Linked DNA regions of Homo sapiens: region 1 is linked to region 2. The links are chromatin contacts, found by Hi-C in ENCODE. All regions are on one chromosome and are shown on one strand. The core of a region is the stretch at or near the end of the contact, and the rest is flanking DNA. Distances in the headings are between cores, read along the strand shown. Region 1 holds the start of MTMR12 (myotubularin related protein 12). Region 2 holds the start of AMACR (alpha-methylacyl-CoA racemase).

Region 1 (6,638 bases), core at 3,967-6,466, 1.7 Mb before region 2:
GCCAGTCCTTTCTGATCATGAGGAAAAAAAAATAAGCTCACCGTGTTTAAAAGCATAATCTTAAAATACTTTATCCAGTTAAGCACTTTTGTTTCCACCACAAAGTGCTGACTCTTGACAGATTCTCTGGCATACTGAAGGCCACCACTGCTGAACCTATCTGATTAGCCAAGAACAAGCTTATCACCAGGTACAGGTATCATTACATCATAAGGTATAAAGGTTGTTCTGGCAGCTCAGTCATCTACCAACAAACAGGTGTCTAAGAAACTGAGATTTCCCAGCTACCAAAACCCATATGAAGAAATAAGCAACAGTTGGCTGGGTGGGGTGGCTCACGCCTGTAATCCCAGCACTTTGGTTGGCCAAGGTGGGCGGGTCACGAGGTCAGGAGTTCGAGACCAGCCTGGCCAATATGGTGAAACCCCATCTCTACTAAAAATACAAACATTAGCTGGGTGTGGTGGTGCACGCCTGTAGTCCCAGCTACTCAGGAGGCTGAGGCAGGAGAATCGCCTGAACCTGGGAGGCGGAGGTTGCAGTGAGCCAAGTTCATGCCACTGCACTCCAGCCTGGGTGACAGAACGAGGCTCCATCTCAAAAAAAAAAAGAAAGAAGCAACAGCATGACATACACCAAGGCAGTTCAGAGAAAGGCAACATGAGGGAAAGCAGTGTAGGAAATAGGAGAGAACAGTTCAGAAGAGTGTCCTGAGGAACTCCTCCCACTGGGTAAGCCAAGAGAAGGTTACCAGACCCAGGGCTCTCAGAAGCACATAAGCCATGCCTCGATGTTGCTCACCTGCATTTCCCGTAATATGATTACCTGGCAAAACCTATATACTTAAAAATACATTGCCTTCTCACCCCTTCCTACCTTTATCTTCTTTTTTTTTTTGAGATGGAGTCTCACTCTGTCGCCAGGCTGAAATGCAGTGGCGTGATCTTGGCTCACTGCAACCTCTGCCTCCTGGGTTCAAGGGATTCTCCTGCCTGAGCCTCCCGAGTAACTGGGACTAACTACAGGCACACACCACCACGCCCAGGTAATTTTTGTATTTTTAGTAGAGACGGGGTTTCACCATGTTGGCCAGGATAGTCTGGATCTCTTGGCCTCATGATCCACCCACCTCGGCCTCCCAAAGTGCTGGGATTACAGGCGTGAGCCACCACGCCCGGCCTTACCCTTATCTTTTAAAAAACCATCCACAATTTAGGACAGAGCCTTATCCTCTGTTACAAAACATGTTTAGAGTCAGACTACAACAACGAGGCATAGTGTCTGCACAGCATTATTTTAATGCAAGAAAACAAAGCTGCCAACTATAAGGATCTGAAAAATGTGACCACTTCAGGCTTATTTTAGACTGAACCACTCCCCTTCCCTAATTATCCCTCAAAGGAAATACATCAGGCACTGTGGGCAAAGAGGGAAACATGTCTAATTACAACATGTGCACTTGGTGGACGAAGAATTTGAACATTCTTGAACTCTGGCCACATTTCAGAAGACTTTCCACTTGTAGTTTAATTTCCCTGAAGAGAAAAGTTTAAAGATCAGTTGCACTTCAACCAGGGTTCTATCAAAAAAAGACATAAAGAATACCCGACAAGCATAGGCAACCAAAGCAAAAATGGACAAATGGGATCACATCAAGTTAAAAAGCTTCCTCACAGCAAAGGAAACTATCAACAAAATGAAGAGATAACCCACTGAATGAGAGAAAATATTTACAAACCATCTATCTGACAGGGGATAACAAGAATATGTAAGAAGCTCAAACAACTCAATAGGAAAAAATCTAATAATCCACCTAAAAATGGAGACAAGATCTGAAAGACATTTCTCAAAAGAAGATATACAAATGGCAAAAAAAGGTACATGAAAACGTGCTTAACATCATTGATCACCAGAGAAATACAAATCAAAACTACAATGAGTGCTCGCTTCAGCATCACATATACTAAAATTGGAAGGACACAGAGAAGATTAGCATGGCCCCTGCGCAAGGATGACATGCAAATTCGTGAAGCGTTTCATATTTTTAACAAACCCTTAAATGTTAAAAAAAAAAAGTATGAGATATCATCTCATCCCAGTTAAAATGGCTTATATCCAAAAAAGATAAGCAATAACAAATGCTAGTAAGGATGTGGAGAGAAGGGAACCTTCATACGCTGTTGGTGGGAACGTAAATCAATACAACCACTGTGGAGAACAGTACGGAGGTTCCTCAAAAACTAAAAATAGAGCCACCATATGATCCGGCAAGCCCACTGCTAGGTATACACCCAAAAGAAAGGAAATCAGGGCCAGGCACGGTGGCTTACGCCTACAATCCCAGCACTTTGGGAGGCTGAGGCAGGAGGATTGCTTGAGCCCAGGAGTTTGAGAGCAGCCTGGGCAAAGACAGCAAGACATCACCTCTACTAAAAATTTTAAAATTAGCCAGGTGCTCTGGCATGCACCTGTAGTCCCAGCTACTTGGGAAAATGGCTTGAGTACAGGAGGTGGAGGCTACAGTGAGCTGTGATCACGCCACTGTACTTCAACCTAAGCGACAAAGCAAGATCCTGTCTCTAAAAAAGGAAGAAAGGAAATCAGTACATGGAAGAGAAATCTGCACTCCCATGTTTATTACAACACTATTCACCACAGCCAAGATTTGGAAGCAACCAAAGTGTCCATCATCAACAAATGAATAGATAAAGAAAATGTGGTACATACACACGAGTACTATTCAGCCATAAAAAAGAATAAGATCCTGTCATTTGTAACAATGAACAGAACTGGAGGTCATTATGTTAAGTGAACTACGCCAGGCGCAGAAAGACAAACTTTGCACGTCCTCACTTATTTGTGGGAGCTAAAAATTAAAACATTTGAACTCATGGAGACAGAATGATGGTTACCAAAAGCTGGGAAGGGTAGCAGGGGAAAGGGAAGTGGGGATGTTTAATGGGTACAAAAACACAGTTAGAATAAGATCTAGTAAGTGATAGCACAACAGGGTGACTACAGTCAACAATAATTGTATATTTTATAATAACTTAAAGAGTATAATTGGATAGTGTGTAACACAAAGGAAGGATAAATGCTTGCAGTGATGGATACCCCATTCATGCATTGTATGCCTGTATCCAAAGATTTCTTTCTTTTTTTTTTTTTTGAGATGGAGTCTCGCTCTGTCGCCCAAGCTGTAGTGCAGTGGCGCGATCTCGGCTCACTGCAACCTCTGCCTCCTGGGTTCAAGCGATTCTCCTGCCTCAGCCTCCCAAGTAGCTGGGATTACAGGTGCGCACCACCATGCCTGGCTAATTTTAGGGTTTCACCATGTTGGCCAGGCTGGTCTCCAACTTCTGACCTCAGGTGATCCACCCACCTCAGCCGGCCCAAAGTGCTGGGATTACAGGTGTCAGCCACCATGCCCAGCCCAAATATTTCATGTATCCCATTAAATATATACACCTACTATACCCACAAAAATTTTTTAAATGTTTAAATGTTTTAAAAAGACACAAAGAGAAATTGACCACATTGCTTAAATGTGATACCACAAGGGAAGCCCGCTGAAACTTTAAGATGACCCTGACTCCACATCAAGTGCTAACAGAGGAAATGGTTTGTATTTTACAACTAGGACTAAAAATAAGACCCATTTTAAGAGCACTTTCCCCTGGAGAAAACACACATATCTTGAATTTAAAGATACATATGCAAATGCCTCAGGCCCCAGGTGGTCTTTACGGAAGCAGTCCCTGATCAGATCTCTCATCCACAGCCCACGTGCTTCTGCATTACAGAGGTGGGAAGACATCTGCAACAAATTTGGCGGTGCTTCTGCACTTCTGCTGGAGAGAAGGGCAGAAAAAAACCTTTACAGATGCAAAACAAGAAGGCTTCTCATTAGGCATTTGGATTAAGAACTATTGCTCAAGAAGCCCTGAGCAAGGCCTACAAGTTCTGATCTCTCTAACCTCCTCTCCTATGACTGTCCCCCTTGTCCATGGGCCTCTGCCATGCTGGCTTCCTTGACGCTCCGCCAACCCTTCAGACACACTCCCACCTCACGACCTTCCCGGGGGCTGTTCCCTCTACCTGGACGACTCTTCTCTCAGACCTCTCGTATCTTCAAGTCTCGGCTCAAATGCCACCTTTGCGAGGAGGAAAAAGATTTCTTTTCTTTCCCATGATATTTATCACCTCCTACTACACCGTATAATTTACTTAATTATCTATAATTCACCCCGTTTCTCCTTTCCCCCTCAAATAAGCTCCAGGAATGCAGAGATCTCTGTCCTGTTCACTGATGTCTATCACAAGCACTTAGTGCCTGACACACAGTAGGAGCTCGAGAAGTATTTTCTGAATGAATGAACAAATTTCTTGACCTGAAGATTCAGAAGAGTAAGAAGTGGGTGGAAAGGATGATGGTGAGGGGATGAGGAGAAAGAAGCGACAGCGGAGAATTCCCAAGGGAGAGACAAGCAGAGACTGGCTGAGGCCAGGCCGACCCCCTTTTCTCCCCGCAGCGCTGACGGGAGGCGGACGTAGGTGCAGGGCATCCCGCCAGCCGCACCCGAGGCACTCAGACGCAGGCAGCGGAGGCCGGCGGGCTTCTGGGCTCACTGAGAAAGTCCAGAGGCAGGACGGACCCACGCGGGCTCCGAGCAGGCCCCGTTGGGGGCTCCGACCCACGGCCCTACCCCTCCCAGCAGTGCCCACAACCCCAGGTCCTCTCCAGAATCCCCAGGGGCGTTCCGGGCCGCAATCCCTTCTCGGCTCGGGCCCCTCCACCAGCCTCCAGCGCTCGGGCCCTGCGCTCAGGCACCTGCCTGCCTGCGCCGGGGTCCCCATTCCGGCCCGCGCGGAGGCCCCAGCGCGCTCCTGCGGCCTCAGCCCGCCTGGCTGCCCCGTCGCCCGGCACAAGGGCAGGAAGCGCTCCGCGGCGCTCCCCGCTGCAAGGAAGGGGCTCCCGGCGCCCCTCGCCCCGGCCGCCCCTGCCCGACGCCCCGCCTGCGCGGCGCCCCCTCACCTCAGGGCGTACGTACGACACGAAGGAGGGCTTGGGGGCCTTGGTGCCGCCGCCACCGCCGACTACTCCTTTCCCCAGCATACCGCCGCCCTGGGAAGCAGCGACGCGCGGACGCAGAGGCGGCGGCTCGGGCTCCAGCTGGGGCAGCAGCGGCGGCCACCAGCACTAGCGGCTGGGGCTCCGCCCATCCCCAAGGCCGCGACCGCCGCGATGCCGCCCGCATCCGGCTCCGCCGCTGACACCGCTCGCCCCGCCCAGGCCCGTGGGCCCCGCCCATCCCGTGCGCGGGCCCAGAGAGCCGGGAGACCGCAACTGGAGGCCACGCCCCCCCATCACGTCAGGAGAGTTTGACCCGCCGAGATTCACCACCTTCCTGCGGCAGAGCCCGCCCTCATGCTTTCTCTGATTGGCCCGAGGCGCTGCCGGCCGAACCCCGCTCCCAACCCATTCTTGAGTGCACTTGGAGAGATGTTTCCTCCAACCAATCCAGAGAGCGTTCTCTCCGGACTTTCCAACGATTGGATGGCGAGGATAAAACCGTCGTCCAATGATCCTGCAGTCACCAAGTTGTCGTTAGCAGGGGTTCACGGCAGTCGTTTTCTTCCGTTTGCTTGTGTCTTTGGAATAAAACGTCCAAAAATGGGATGTATGGAATCTTGCTATAGGAGTTCCCAACTTACAGCGATGACGTTCAAGGTTTTTTATTTTATTATTATTTACTTTTGAGACGGAGTTTTGCTCTTGTCGCCCAGGCTGGAGTGCAATGGCGCGATCTCTGCTCATTGCAACCTCCGTCTCCCAGGTTCAAGCGATTCTCTTGCCTCAGCCTCCTGAGTAGCTGGGATTACAGGCGCCCGCCACTATATCCAGCTAATTTTGTGTGTGTGTGTGTGTGTGTGTGTGTGTGTCGTTCTGTCGCCCAGGCTTGAGTGCAATGGCGTAGTATAGGCTCACTGCAACCTCTGCCTCCCAGGTTCAAGCGATTCTCCTGCCTCAGCCTCCCGAGTAGCTGGGATTATAGGCGCCTGCCATCACACCCGGCTAATTTTTGTATTTTTAGTAGAGACGGGGTTTCACCATGTTGGCCAGGCTAGTCTCAAACCCCTAACCTCGTGATCCGCCCGCCTCAGCCTCCCAAAGTGTTGGGATTAGAGGCATGAGCCACCGCGCCATGCCGCTAATTTTTGTATTTTTAATGGAGACGGGGGTTTCACCATGTTGGCCAGGCTGGTCTCAAACTCCTGACTTCAGATGATCCACCCGCTTCGGCCTCCCGAAGTGCTGGGATTACAGGCGTGAGCCACCGCGCCCGACCTCAAGGTTTATTATTTTAAATGTAAACAAAAATGAGACAAACGATGACTCACGCCTCTAATCCCAGCACTTTGGGAGGCCGAGGCGGGTGGATCATCTGAAGTCAGGAGTTTGAGACCAGCCTGGCCAACATGGAGAAACCCTATCTCTACTAAAAATACAAAAATTAGCCTGGTGTGGTGGCGGGCGCCTGTAATCCCAGCTACTCGGGAGGCTGAGGCACGAGAATCGCTTGAACCAAGGTTGCAGTGAGCCAGGATCGCGCCACTGCACTCCAGCCTGGGTGGCA
Region 2 (6,323 bases), core at 151-2,650:
TTGGACAAGCCTCCCTCATCTTAAATGGAGCATTCTTAAATTATTACATAATCTTAATTATTAAATCATTATTGTTACAAGCCTCAAATACAGCTGTGAGGGTTAAATGAGTTAACGCATTTAAATAAGCCGGCTGTGCCGTAGGCATTCATTCATTCACCATTTACCGATTTCCCACTATAGACCAGGCAATGCTTTGGATTTCTACTTGAACAAAGTTATTCTGGCAGCTGTCTGAGAATCCACTGGAGTGATACCAGCCCCAAACACCAGTTTTTAAAAGGCTGTCACACCAGTGTCAAGGCAGTTGCAGCAGGTATGGAGAGAAATAGTCCGAGTGGGCTAAGGAGCAAAATGACTGTATTGATGATCATTGAAATTGGATGTGAAAGGAAGACTGGAGTCCATGATGAAGTACAAGTTTGAGATTCAGGCATTCACTGAAATAAATAATACAGAAGGTGGAGATGCTGTTTTAGAAGGAAGAAGGAAAGGCTCATTTTGGGATTTGTGGAAGCTGCCTGGCGGGCAGCCTTGACGGCGATGCCCAGGACCTGTGTATGCCAGCGTCTGCCGCTCTGAAAGGGGGAAGTCTACAAAAAGGTGAAAATGATGGGAATGGGTAACTGGGCTTCAGGGAGCAGATGCTGAGACTTAGAACGCCAGCATTTCAGGCAGGGAGGAGCGTTAGCCTGGGCCCGTGGATGGCTTGAGGGTACAGCACTCCAAAACGGTAGCCGAATGACCGCCTATATGCAGTTTTCCAGGAAGGGAATCCTATGGCTTTCATTAGATTCTCACAGGGTTCAAGACCCTCAATTAATTAAGAAAGGCAAATACGGAACGTTTCTTAGAAAAAAAAGGAGGAATTTGGGAAGGAGTCAGAGAGGCAAAAGGAGAAACCGGGCAACAGCAGTATCTCAGAACCCAAGTTTTGGACAATCCAGTTTGGGAAGAATGATCACTAACAATACCCTAGGAGGCAAAAATCTGGAAGGCTGGGGCCGACAAGGGTTCTTGCGGCAACAGGGCAAAGGTGTGGCGGGTGCAGCCTCGATCGAACGGCCAGGCCCCTCCCCTCCGCGGGAACTTCCCGAGAGCAGCCCGCGGGGCCCGGGCTCACCGCGGCGGAAGGGCTCCAGCAGCACATCCGACCGCTTGCACAGACGCCGCAGCACGGCGGCTCCCCGCGGCTGCTTCAGGTCCAGCACTAGCGAGCGCTTGCCCCGGCCCAAGCGGCTCACGTCGTAGCGGGAGCCGGGCCGGTCCACGCGTACCACACGCGCCCCGAAGTCAGCCAGGACCATAGCACAGAACGGGCCCGGGGCCAGGCCGGACAGCTCCACGACCGAGATGCCCTGCAGTGCCATGGCGCTTCCCAGTGCCCCGCTGAAGGAAACTGAGCAGCCCTTAGCCCCAGCCCAGCAGCCTGCAAGAAGCCCTCCCAATCCCCGGCGCCACGCCCCCAGCCGCGGCGCCGCGCCCCAAAGGCACCACCCCCGTCCCTCTTTTGCGGGCCTGCGCAAGCCCGCGGAGTCTGCGCACTGGGCGCTTCCCCACCCCCGGCCTCCCGGGACCGCCAGTGCCAAATGCAGTAGGTTGCTTTCCTTTTTGTGCAACCTAAATTCCTGAGTCTTAAATTGCAGGGACTGACCTTTGGAGCTCCTGCCTGTTACCGTCCTCTCTGGACGCTTTTATTGTACCAGGGCGATCCCCAGCCCAACTGTACCATTCGAGTCCCTACTCCTGCCTTGCTCTAGGGAAATAAAATAACGTAAACACGTAAGAACAATGCGAAAGCGTTTTCTTCCCTAGGCTGCAGATTGTCTTCTTCACCGCCCCTGCTTAGCTAGCTAGCTAGCTGGGAATTTAATCCAGAAACGGCTTGCGATACCTCCTAGATGCACTCGTTTTGAGTTACAAACTCCGCGGATTACATGTCTTTTTAAAAAAGTTTAGACTACACTAGGAAAATTATTTTAGTATCAGAAGAATATCAGGGGTGTAGTACTCATCAGAGCTAAATGAGAGCGCTTTAAAAATGTTAGTTTGTCTTCCGCCATTTCTACAGAAAGCTGCAATTTCAGGTTTTCAACCTAATAGGTGATATTTAAGAAAAAAAAAAAGCAATCGCAAATAGCCCCACTGCTTTTACAAATCATTTTTTCTCTTCTAGGTATAGCCTGTCAGGTGGCCTAATGTAATTTTTGACATCTCTAGGAATTTTAATAGAACCAGAAATGGGTGCCAGAGATATGCCTGCACTAATCTTAAGTGGGGATTTATGTATTTCTCAAGCAAGTGATTAAAGCAAAACTAGGCACGATTGAAATCAAGATCTTTTAGGCAAGAAAGTCATGATGAGTTTTAGAATTATTTTAGGACTCTGTGGCTTTCTCTTCATAGAAATAGAAAAAAAAATTGTATAAAACCACAAAAGGTCCTGAATAGCCAAAGCAACACTGAACAAAAAGAACAAAGCAGGAAGCAACACACTACCAGAATTCAAATTATACTACCAAGGTGTAGTAACCAAAACAGCATTCTATTGGCATAAAATAGACACAAAGACCAATGGAACAGAATAAAGAACCCCAAAATAAATCCATATATTTACAGCCAGCTGATTATCAATAAAAACACCAAGAACATATATTAAGGACATTCTATTCAATAAGTAGTGCTGGAAAAACTGGAAATCCATATGCAGAAGAATGAAACTAGACCCCTATCCCTCACCATACACAAAAATCAACTCAGAATGGATTAAAAAACTTAAGACATACAACCCAAAACTATAAAACTACTATAAGAAAACAGATAAAACACTTCAGGACATTGACCTAGGCACAGATTTTATGACTAAGACTTCAAAAGCATAGGCAACAAAAACAAAAAATAGGCAAATGGGACTATATTAAACTAAAAATCTTCTGCACAACAGAAGAAACAACAGAATAAACAACTTATTGAATAGAAGAAAATATTTTGCAAATTATTCATCCAACAAGTGACTAATATGCAGACTATACAAGAAACTCAAACAACTCAACAGCAAAAAATGAAATAATCTCATTAAAAAGTGGGCACAGGATCTGAACAGACATTTCTCAAAAGGCATACAAATGGCCAACAGGTATATGAAAAAATGCTCAACATCACTAATCATCAGGGAAATGCAAATCAAAACCACAATGAGATATCATCTTACTTCAGTTAGACTGGCTATTATCAAAAAGACAAAAAATAACAAATGCTGGCAAAGACGCAGAGAAGAGGAACTTATATATACTGTTGGTAGGAATGTAAATTAGTTTAGCCATTATGGAAAACAGTATGGAGGTTTGTGAGAAAACTAAAAATAGAACTTCTATATGATCCAGCAGTCCCACTACTGGATATATGTCCAAAAGTATCGGGGGAACCCGCCCCCAATATTTCAACATAGGTTCTTTCTATTTTCCCTAAGTGTCGGCCAGTCTGAGAAATAAAGGGAAAGAGTACAAAGAGAAGAATTTTACAGCTGGGCCACCAGGGGTGACATCACATATTGGTAGGTCCGTGATGCCCACCTGAGCCGCAAAACCAGCAAGTTTTTATTAAGGATTTCAAAAGGGGAGGAGGTTTAAGAACAGGGAGTAGGTCACAAAGATCACATGCTTCAAAGGGCAAACAAGAAGAACAAAGATCACATGCTTCTGAGGCCAATAAAGATCACAAGGCAAAAGGCAAAATCAAAAACTCCTGATAAGGGTCTATGTTCAGCTGTGCACATATTGTCTTGATAAAAATCTTAAGAGAAATCAGTATGTCAAAGGAACACCTGTACCCACATGTTTATTGCAGCACTATTCACAATAGCCAAAATATGGAATCAACTTGAGTGTCCATTACTGGATGAATGGACAAAGAGAATGTGTACATATACACAATGAAATATTGTTTGGTCATAAAAAAAGGATGAAATCCTGTCATCTGCAGCAACATGGATGGAACTCGAGGTCATTATGTCAAGTGAAATAAACTAGACACAGAAAGAAAAGTATCACACGTTCTCACTCAGATGTGGGAGTTAAAAATTTAATCTCATAAAGAGTAGAATGATGGGGGGGCAGAGATGAAAAGAGATTGGATAATGGGTATGAACATGTAGTTAGAAGGAATAAATAATAGCTAAATAATAGTATTTGATGGCACAGTTGGGTGACTATAGTTAACAACAGTATATGGTATATTTCAAAATAGTGGCCAGATGCAGTGGCTCACACCTGTGATCCCAGCATTTTGGGGGGTTGATGCAGCAGGATCACTTGAGGCCAGAAGTTCGAAACCAGCCTGGGCAACACAGTGAGACCCCATCTCTACAAAAAACTTGAAAAATTGGTGAAACCCCGTCTTTACTGAAAATATGAAAATTAGCTGGGCATGGTGGTGCGCGTCTGTAATCCCAGCTACCAGGGAGGCTGAGACAGGAGAATCACTTGAACCAGGGAGGCGGAGCTTGCAGTGAGCTGAGATCGTGCCACTGCACTCCAGCCTGGGCGACAGAGCAAGACTCTGTCTTGAAAAAAAAAAAATCTTGAAAAGTTATCTGGATGTGGGGTACACCTATAAACCTACTAACTCATGAGGCTGAGGTCTGAGGATCACTTGGGCCCATGAGTTTGAGGCTTCAGTGAGCTATAATCACACCACTGCATTCCAGCTAGGGAGACAGAGTGAGATCCTATTCCAAAAAGAAAACAAAACAAAACAAAAAAACAAAAACAAACAAAAAGCTAGAAGAGAAGATTTGAAATGTTTCCAACACAAAACAATGATAAATGTTCTGGGTGATGAATATCCTAAAAACCCTGATTTGATCATTACACATTGTATGCATGTATCAAAATATCACATGTACTCCATAAATATGTACGAATATTATGTATTAATAATAAATCAATAAAAATTTATATGTTGAATCCCTAGCCGTCAATACCTCAGAATGTGACTGTATTTAGAGATAGAGCCAAAATGAAGTCATATGGGTGGGCCCTCATCCAATATGACTAATATTCAATCCTAGTATCTGTAGAAGAGGAGATTAGGACCAAAAAAACACAGACCTAAGGGAACCATGTGAGGACACAGTGAGATCAAGTGAGGACACTTGCTGTCTTCAAGCCAAGGAGAGAGGCTTCAGAAGAAATCAAACCTGCCAACATCTTGATCTTTTATCCTCCAGAACTGTGATAAATTAAACTTCTATTGTTTAAGCCAACCAGTCTGCGGTATTTCATTGCGGCAGCCTTAGTAAACGAATAACCCCTCTGCCCAAATTACAGATGAAGTCTCTAACGAGGTTCTCAGGTCACCTAATAGACTTCATTTTATATCTCAGAGAATTGCTTTAGCTATGGAACCATGCTTCTTAGATTCCGGGTTTATTTACCATAAATAATCCTTTGGCCAGGGATATCTTGTTAAGTGCATTCAGTCTTTCAATTCTCTTCCTCCTAGACAATATCATGCATCTATTTACACAAAATCCAGTTAATATGGAGATTCACTTGCCTTTTTCTTTCTCTTTCAGGGCATCCCTGTAGTAAGGGGGTAAATGCATCATCATGCAAGCTGCTTTTAAACTCCTTCCATAGCTAAAGTCTTCTTTAACTTTCACCTGTAGTGAGATTTCTTTGCCTCCCCCACCGCAGCATTCAAGAGGTAAACACAGCCAGGTGCGGTGGCTCATGCCTGTAATCCCAGCACTTTGGATGGCCGAGGTGAGTGGATCACTTACGGTCAGGAGTTTGAGACCAGTCTGGCCGACATGGTGAAACCCCATCTCTACCAAAAATACAAAAATTAGCTGGCCATGGTGGCCCCCGTAATCTACTCCAGAGGCTGAGGCAGGAGAATTGCTTGAAACCAGGATGTGGAGGTTGCAGTGAGATGAGATCATGCCACTGCACTCCAGCCTGGGTGACAGAGTGAGACTCAGTTTAAAAAAAAAAAAAAAAAAAAAGAGACAAACACTCCCATGACTTTGATGTATGTCCTACAGTCCATTATATCTATCTGCAGACATAGCTGTACTATTTATATACTATGTTTTGTTTTGTCAAAATGTTATTTTGTTTTTTATTTGATAAAGTATATTATATTGCATTTATTTTTCTAAACTACCTTACCACTCAATTTTATGTTAACTGGCTTCCCATTTCTACTACTTCCTCTTAGATCCATCAGGATTCTTGGCATAAATACAAAAAAAAAAGTTCACTGGAAGGATACCAAGTAGCTCATAGAATTGCTGGGAAAGCCAGAATTCAGGCAATTGG

What was found. A loop is a pair of places that touch in the nucleus more often than their neighbours do. Pooled maps may share reads with other maps.
Region 1: a map of naive thymus-derived CD4-positive, alpha-beta T cell shows a loop between it and region 2 (14-fold over the local background). The contact joins the promoter of MTMR12 here to the promoter of AMACR in region 2. A Hi-C loop is called at or near these places in 2 of 168 maps with a recorded cell type or tissue (both naive thymus-derived CD4-positive, alpha-beta T cell), 4 of 37 single-sample maps with no recorded cell type and 13 of 50 pooled maps.

The regions. Positions count from the first base shown.
Region 1 is chr5:32,307,723-32,314,360 of GRCh38, forward strand. MTMR12 (myotubularin related protein 12) reads right to left here and starts at 5,217. Exons shown (of 16, transcript NM_001040446.3): 1 at 5,036-5,217. The coding sequence starts at 5,116. It also overlaps the pseudogene RNU6-378P. RefSeq lists silencers at 2,260-2,420, 4,546-4,685, 4,756-5,545 and an enhancer at 5,636-5,685.
Region 2 is chr5:34,006,650-34,012,972 of GRCh38, forward strand. AMACR (alpha-methylacyl-CoA racemase) reads right to left here and starts at 1,401. Exons shown (of 5, transcript NM_014324.6): 1 at 1,124-1,401. The coding sequence starts at 1,370. The region is part of intron 6 of C1QTNF3-AMACR (C1QTNF3-AMACR readthrough (NMD candidate)); the gene reads right to left. RefSeq lists a silencer at 1,538-1,617.